Regions from separate parts of the Homo sapiens genome. Here region 1 is linked to region 2. Evidence: read pairs that join two places in POLR2A ChIA-PET (ENCODE). Cell type or tissue: PC-3. All regions are shown on one strand. Links, peaks and the distances in the headings refer to the core of each region. The heading gives the core; the rest is flanking DNA. Region 1 has its middle 42 kb from the start of NDUFA12. Region 2 has its middle 73 kb from the start of MIR492.

Region 1 (4,399 bases), core at 116-4,115, 200 kb after region 2:
CTGTCAGCAGCGACAGTCATCTGTGGATTGATGTAGGGGAGTAAAAGGATATGCGCACGGAAAAATGAATGAATGAATAAACACAGCACCAATTAGAGCAGTGAAGGAAACTCAGGAATCCAGAGGCCAACCCCCAGTTCCCTTCATTCCATCTAGCTAACATCTAAATGAGATCCTGTTCCAGGCTATCCTCTTTCCAGTCACTAGAAGGGACAGTCCGCAGGAGGCATTTTAGTGCTTCCAGATCTGGAGATGGCGTTTTCTTGCTCTCAGGAGGGGCATCTTAAGAGTCTAGACTCTCAGACCCTTCTAAGGGGTCAGCCACCTCCAGCCTCTACCCCTTGAGGAATTTATCTTTTCATTGATCTCTAGATCCCTCCAGCCTCCCCAGGTGGGGCCACAGCTTGTCTCGGAAGGAATGCCATCCCTGCTGAACCTCAGGGGCTCCTTGACCTTCACCCTGTCTCAGTCACCTTCTCCAGCGTTGCCACCCCCACACAACCCTCATTAGTGGCCACCATCACCACTGCCGCCGTGCTGCAGCCCTGTTAGAGACGACTTCCCTCCTCTTCAGTCCTGAGCAAAGAGACAAGGAAACACCTTCTCAACAGCCTCGTGAGTCTAGAAACACAGAGGTCCCATTCACGGGGCTTTTCCCAGGTAGGGAGGAAGGCGTGGACTCATCAATCTTCCATCTCGGCAGCACCCCTTCCTCTTCTTGTTAACCACCCTGCTAGCTTGAGGGACAGAAAGTGACAAAAAAAGGAGGCGAAACAAACTGAAAGCCTGCAATTAGCTTAAATGAGCTATCCACTAGATGCTGAGCTGTAGTGGATTGTTGCGAAGGGCCCCATGTTGACAGGTTTGGTTTTTTGTTTTTTTTTTTAAATTTTTCAAGAATAAGCAGAAATCTAGATTCTTATGTATAGTCTCCCAGATTTTAAACATTGGTGACTCATTTTTTTTAAGACAAAAGTCTCTCTCTGATGCCCCGGCTGGAGTGCTGGAGTGCCGTGGCACCATCTCTCCAGTAGCTGGGATTACAGGTGCCCACCACCACACCCAGCTAATGTTTGTATTTTTAGGAGAGATGGGGTTTCACCATGTTAGCCAGGCTGGTCTCAAACTCCTGAATTCAAGTGATCCACGGCCTCAGCCTCCCAAAGTGCTGCAATTTCAGGCATGAACCACTGCACCTGGCTTCATTCTATTTTTTAATCCCAATATAAATTTGTACCCATTAGAAAATCTATTCAGCTGCTTTTTTTTTTTTTTTTTTTTTTTTTTTTAGACAGAGTCTTGCTCTGTTACCCAGGCTGGAGTGCAGTGGCACGATCTCTGCTCACTGCATTCTCCGCCTCCAGGGTTCAAGCAATTCTTCTGCCTCAGCCTCCTGAGTAGCTGGGACTACAGGCGCTCACCACCATGCCCGGCTAATTTTTGAATTTTTAGTAAAGACGGGGTTTCGCCATGTTGGCCAGGCTGGTCTCAAACTCCTGACCTCAAGTTATCTGCCCACCTTAGCCTCCCAAAGTGTTGGGATTACAGGCATGAGCCACTGTGCCTGGCCCAGCTGCTTCTATTTCAGAGAAATAATATGGCTTAAGAGAGAGACTTCTTTCTCTCCCACCTGAAAGAAGTCCAGAGGTGGGCAGTCCAGGGCTGCATGTGGCTCATGAGAGCCCTATGTCTGAATTACATGGCTTGGGTTTCTTTCTAGCAGTTTCTAGAATGCACTGGAGCTTCAATTCCAGATCAACCAGCTAAATGTCCCTGGGAACAGCCATTTATCTTTCTATGCCTCTGTTTGCTCATTTGTAAAATGAACAATAACAGCACCTCCCTCACAGGTTGGCTGTTGAGAATTAAATGAGATAATACACAAAAAGTTGTCAGCACAGAGCCTGGAACACAGCCCCAAAAGTGTAAGATTAAGTGACCCCATCTCCACTCTTTGATTACCTGGGTCATTATAAACTGTAACAACAAAGCAAAATCACTTGAGGTCAGGAGTTTGAGACCAGCCTGGCCAATATGGTGAAACCCCCATCTCTACTAAACATACAAAAATTAGCTGGGCCTGGTGGCATGCGCCTATAATCCCAGTTACTCGGGAGGCTGAGGCAGGAGAATTGCTTGAACATGGGAGGCAGAGATTGCAGTGAATCAAGATCGCGCCACTGCACTCCAGCCTGGGGGACAAAGTGAGACTCTGTCTCAAAAAAAGAAAAAAAAAAAAGAAATGGGAATCAGGAGCCAAAAGTTAATCTGTAAGAACATAAGCTCTACCCCTCCCTGAAGCTTTGGATAGATTGTTGGATTTTCTTCAACTGTGAAGGGGAGAGGGGCTTTCTGAGTCAATTTTATCTAGATCTAAGGAGCAGGAAGACCCCAAGTGACATTTGATTTGTATAGTTAATGCCTACCCTCCTTCTGTCCCCAACCACTTCTAGAGACTCTTGGCAAAATTGGATGGGAATTTTCTGACACTGCCTCTGCTTGTACAATACTGAGAAGTCAGGAAGAGCTTGAGTTGGCTGTAATTCTAAAGGGTGAATGGATGCTGATGGTGTTTCCTAGCAACAGCTGAAAAGAAATCAATGTCAAGTGATACAAGTTCCATGAGTAGAAGAAGCAAAATATCCACTGAAACATGGTGAGAAGTCACATGACCTAGGTACTGACTGTCAGGCCCAAACTGGCCATTGTAAGCTAATCTTGCTGTTAGGATGCTGTAAAGATGAGGCAAGAGCAAAGGGGTTGTAGGAAGCCTCATAAAAATGACCCCAAATCAAAATGTTCAATCAAAGCCCAGCTTTGGAGCAATGGCCTTAGCCAGAGAAAACCACTTAATTTGTAGATAACCAAAGGTCATAGAAGGTTGTCAAATAAATCCCTTTAATCTAATTATGAATGACATTTACCTCAATAAAGCCACATGGTATTAAATAAGACATTAATAATCATATCTCACAAGAATGGAAATGACTCTCATCCATTACCCATCTCATAAACTTAGAAAGCATTGATTTTTAGCCAAGAACCAACTGAAGAATACTAATACCCTACTGCATTAGTCAGGGTTGTTTTTGCTGCCAATGAGAGAAATTCAGCTGGAATTAAGCAAATTCAAGGGGACAGAGTAAGTCATAGAATCAAAGGAAGTCTCTCTCTCTCTCTCCTTCCTAGGGAGGCTGGGCATGGTGGCTCACACCTGTCATCTCAGCACTTGGGGAGGTTGAGGCGGGCGGATCACCTGAGGTCAGGAGTTCAAGACCAGTCTGGGCAACACGATGAAACCCCATCTCTACTAAAGGCTGGTGAAACCAGCCTGGGCAACATGGTGAAACTCCATCTTTACTAAAAATACAAAAATTAGCTGGGTGTGGTGGCACACGTCTGTAATCCCAGCTACTTGGGAGGCTGAGACAGGAGAATCACTTGAATCCGGGAGGCGGAGGTTGCAGTGAGCTGAGATTGCGCCACCGCACTTCAGCCTGGGTGACAGAGGGAGACTCCGTCAAATAAAAAAAAAAAAAAAAAAAGAAAAGAAAGAGAGACAGAGAAAGAGAGAAAAAAAGCAAGCCAGCCAGCCTAGGGAATAATTTGATTAGCTTGGTGTGGACCGCACATATGTCTTATTCCAGGGCCACTTATTAGGGCCAGGAGGATGGTGTCAGAAGGCAGGAGGCAGTGTGCTGTAGTTAGCAGGGCTAGAATGGGAAGGAGAAGTTTTCCAAAGAAGGCGGATGCTGTTTTCAAAAGGGAAGAAACTGATGCTGAGCAGACAAATACCAAATGCCCGGCACATTTATTGAATCTGTGATAAGAGTGAATTTTATAACCTGCCACTATCATTAGCTTGTCTAAGTTGTCTTGGCAAAGGTAAAACATTACAGAATCCAGGGCTGTCTGGAATGTACTGTGGATTTGATCTTTCTAAATCATTTGTAATTATCTATCATAGGAGGTGGAACGTCAGCTGTACATCTCTGAAAATACCAAATTTCATTTTCCTGTAAATAAAAGAAGGGCACTATAAAGATAAAAGCTAATATTATAGCTATATATCTAATTTTGTCTTCAAATATAACCATTAAGTGTTTTAAGTAAATAATTTAAAATTGAGTTTCTAGTAAAACTCAAAGGAATATTACATAAAATAACTTTTAAAAAGTCTCTAAGTCATTCTTGTATAGTGATCTATATTAACTAATAAAAGGCCAAAAATTAATCATGCTTTCAGGAACTGTAAATCAGTAAACTAAATTATCATTATTTAATATTGTTGTTAAGACTGGGTGCGGTGGCTCACGCCTGTAATCCCAGCACTTTGGGAGGCCGAGGCAGGCAGATTGCTTGAGCTTAGGAGTTCAAGATCAGCCTGGGCAAGATAGTG
Region 2 (4,399 bases), core at 87-4,086:
GGCTGGAGTGCAGTGGCACGATCTTGGCTCACTGCAGCCTCCACCTCCCGGGTTCAAGCAATTCTCCTGCCTCAGCCTCCCAAGTAGCTGGGACTACAGGCACGTGCCGTCATGCCCGACTAATTTTTGTATTTTTAGTAGAGACGGGGTTTCACCATGTTGGCCAGGATGGTCTTGATCTCCTGACCTCATGATCTGCCCACCTTGGCCTCCCAAAGTGGTGGGATTACAGGCATGAGCCACCGCACCCAGCTCCTTCCCTTTCAATGTATTTTAATTCTAGGCCCTATCTCTAAATAAAAAAATCCTTCATTTAGAGAGCCCATCTTTTTAAAAGGAGTTTTGAGCATCAGGTGACAGGTGGAAAAAGAAGGAGAGAGAAGATTCTTGGAGGCCACGCAGCAGAAGGTCACCTACATTTGGAAGCTGGTCCTCTTTTCACATGACTAAACCAGCAGTCCTCAACCTTTTTGGCACCAGGGACATAGATGAGGGGAGGGGAATGGTTTCAGGATGAAATTGTTCTCTATCATTATTAGATATCATATCATTATTAGATTATTAGGCATTAATTAGATTCTCATAAGGAGTGTGTAGCCCAGATCCCTCACATGCACAGTTCACAATAGGGTCCTCGCTTCTATGAGATTCCAATGCCACTGCTGATGTGACAGGAGGCACAACTCAGGCGGTAACACTTGCTCGCCCACCGTTCACCTCCTGCTGTGTGGCCTGGTTCCTAACAGGCCACAGATCGGTACCGGTTCATAGCGTGGGGGTTGGAGACCCCTGGCCTAAACAATGTAGGAAAGCCCCTCTCAGAACTATCTTGACCCAGGATCCATAGGATGAATTCTAAAATGTGGAAGGAGTGGGAGGAGGAGAAAATATTATTCTCTTGTACCACTTCCTTAAAACACATGAGCAAATGAACTGAAAACATGGCAATTTTCTCATTAATCGATTCTCGACAAGAAACTAGATAATTCTGCTGAAAAAAATATCCCTCTGGTGGTTAAATTATCTCTTCGGCTGTCTACATCCACCAAATTAACTCAAGAACTGTAACCTCTATTTCATATTGTGTTGTGTTAATATTACTGTGGCAGGTTTGAATGCAGAGGACCTGAGCACCTCACCATTCATCCCTTCTGAAAGGAGGGTCTAAAACCAATGCCCTTCTGGTCACTGAGGCGGGAGACCAGAAATGGCACAGTTCAAACACTGCCCCACTTTAAGCTGCAGCTTCAGTTAGGAAATGTTATGATTTCAACTGCTTTAAGTTGACTTTACATTTCCCAATCTAAAAATAAATAATTTTAAGGCACTTGGCAATGGATCGAGAGATGTATAGAAGGTTAATTTTCCTACACTACAAATATTTGAAATAACAATACAAAGATAAATAGACTGCAAACTTTTTTTAAAGTCTAACCTCACTTGTGAGAGTAACATGAGTTATCGTTTTTTTTACCTATCAAATGGGCAAAAAAGTTTGAAATTCTTTCCAGTGTGGGAGAGTATCTAAGAAAGCAGATGCTGGTAGGAGTATAGATTGCAACATTCTTTCAAAGTAATTTGAAATCTTATTTAAAACATTTGTCTAACATGCAGACCCTATGATTCAGCAATTCTGCTTCTAGGAATGCGTCCTAATAAACATGGACACAAAGAAATATGTACAAGACAATCTTTCTAGTGATGCCTATAATAATAAAAGCTACTAAAACCACAAATGTCCATTCATAATGAGCTGTGAGTAAATTATGTTATAAAATGGAATAGTATGCAGTCATTAAAACTGATAACACAGTTATTTTGATTTAGAAATATATTTATGTTATTAAAGAAAAAGGTAGGTTATGAAACTATATATTATATAGCATGTGATGTCACTTTTGTTAATACATACACAATGACCATAAATTAAAATGTGTTAAGCAATTTATACACACCTACACACACATATAAATCGAAAAAGTGTCTCTAATTCTCTTTAAAATACTCCAGCACAAACAGTATGGTATATAGGTGTATGAGTCTTAATTTATACTCTAGGGGCAGTTGCTTAGCATTTGAAAGACTTTAACAAAAAATTGGTATTTCCAAAAAAATTGGCTATTATAAGGCTTCGGCTGCCTTTATCTTTAATAAACATCAGACGGTTTGTTAATAAGCATAGTGGATATTAGAAATTATTTTGGATGAAAATAGGTGTTCAAAATACAGTTATGCACTGCTTAACTACGTTTCAGTCAATGGACTGTGTAGAAACAATGGTGGCTCCTTAAGATTATAATGGAGCTGACAAATTCCCATCCTCCTCTAGTGACTCACAGCCGTCATAATGCTGCAGCGTAATACATTACTCATGTGTTTGTGGTGTTGCTGGTGGAAACCAACCTACTACTCTTCCATTTGTGTAAAGTGTAGCACATACAGCTATGTACAGTACATAATACCTGATAATAAAACAACTATGTTACCAGTGTATGTATTTACTATGCTATACTTTTTATTGTTATTTTAGAGTGTACTCCTTCTACTTATGAAAAAAAGAGGTTAACTGTAAAACAGCTTCAGGCAGGTCCTTCAGGAGATATTCCAGAAGAAGGCATTGTTATCATAGGAAATGACAGCTTCAAATGTGTTATTGCCCCTGAAGACCTCCCAGTGGGACAAGACGTGGAGGTGGAAGACAGTGAAACTGATGATCCTGACCCCGTGTAGGCCAAGGCTAATGTGTGTGTTCGTGTCTTAGTTTATAACAAAAAATTGAAACAGTAAAAATATAAATAATAGAAAAAAGCTTACAGAATAAGGATATAAAGAAACTATTTTTTGTATAGCTATCCAATATATTTGTGTCCTAAGTGTTATTATGAACGTGTCAAAAGTTTCTTAAAATTTATTTTTAAAGTTACAGTAAGTTAAGGTTTATTATTAAAGAAAAAATTTTAAATGAATATAGTGTAGTCTTAGTATACAGCGTTTAAAGTTTACACTTGTGTGAGTGGTCACATTCACTTACCACTCACTGATTCACCCAGGGCAACTTCCAGTCCTATAAACTCCCTTCATGGTAAATGCCCTATACAGGTGTGCCATTTTTAATCTTTTATAACCCACTGTGTTTTTACTGTACCTTTTCTGTTTAGATATGTGTAAATACACAAATACCACCATGTTACAACTGCCTATTCAGTATGGTAACACTTTGTATTGGTTTTTAGCCTAGGAGCAACAGGCTACAGCATATAGTGTAGGTGTGTAGTAGGCTATGCCATCTAGGTTTGTATAAGTACACTATGATGTTTACACAATGACAAAATTGACTAACGATACATTTCTCAGACCATATCCCTGTTGTTAAGCAATGCACGACAGTGCAGTAAGGGCTCACTTCATGTCATCAACAGGAAACTGCAACTTTCAGTGAAACAACATATAGTGAAACTGATTTTGCCACAGGCTAATTGAGATCAACAAGAGCTAAGTTCTTATGGCATATTTCTGATCACAAAAAAAATCACAAAACTTCTAAATAAAAACCAAAACATTTATAATATTAAACACTGAAATACATGTGAGCTATACATACATTTAAGTAAGGTTAATAAACACAAGGAAGATAATTATTTGCCCAGTTATTCCTGTTTCAGGGTCAAGGGTAGCTGGAGCCTGTCCCGGCAGCTGAGGCTGCAACATTGGGACCCATCCTGGACAGGATACATCCCCTAGCAGGGTGCACTCAGACCCACACCCCCACCACACACACCCCTGCCACACACACACACACACACACGCTCTCTCTCTCTCACTCAGGCTGGGACCACATGCCAGTTAACCAAACATGTACATCTCTGCGATGTAGGAGGAAATTGGGAGACCTGGAGAAAACCCATGCAGATGTGGGAGGATGTGCAAACTCCACACAGACAGGGGCCCCAGCCAGGAACAGACTTTCTCATCAAGGTGATCATGAAATGACACCGATTGAAATGACATCATTTGAGGACTTGCTGTATATGGATCAGCTGGAAATGCTGTACAGGCCACTCCGCCTTCTTATGACCAGGGTGTGAGAATTCAGCAACGCCAGCAGCCTCCATCCCTCCAGTCTTACGTTATGGAGGATTCTGTGGCCTGCGTGACTCTAAGTAAAGTTAGCTCAATGCTATGGCTACAACACTGCTGCTGCACAGGCCACAGGAGAGCCTTTCATGCAAGGTGTTTGTCTAAGCGGCTGAAAGCTGGGAGCTTGGGCCTCTCCAGCGCAGTTTACAGCACAGGCTGTGTGCCTGCTTGGTCATGCATGTTTGTCCCCGTAGCAGGATTGGTTTGAGAACTGCTCTTGCTTTCTCCTTTCACCCTTACAGAGGTTGTGGAGTAGAGATCT

The links. Peaks named below come from ENCODE experiments on the same cell type or tissue, not always from the same donor. Only the 100,000 strongest peaks of a DNase experiment are listed, where the experiment ranks them.
Region 1: POLR2A ChIA-PET joins it to region 2 with 10 read pairs; 2 of 35 experiments call an interaction of 5 or more read pairs at or near these places.

The regions. Positions count from the first base shown.
Region 1 is chr12:94,959,031-94,963,429 of GRCh38, forward strand. No RefSeq gene overlaps it. Among named protein-coding and RNA genes, the nearest start is that of NDUFA12, 42 kb to the right of the region's middle. RefSeq lists a silencer at 813-1,073. In PC-3, for the core only: no CTCF peak of the experiment used is centred there; no DNase peak of the experiment used is centred there.
Region 2 is chr12:94,759,391-94,763,789 of GRCh38, forward strand. No RefSeq gene overlaps it. Among named protein-coding and RNA genes, the nearest start is that of MIR492, 73 kb to the right of the region's middle. RefSeq lists a silencer at 3,129-3,178 and an enhancer at 3,499-3,558. In PC-3, for the core only: no CTCF peak of the experiment used is centred there; DNase peaks (open chromatin) are centred at 2,361 and 3,381; H3K27ac peaks cover 2,097 bases.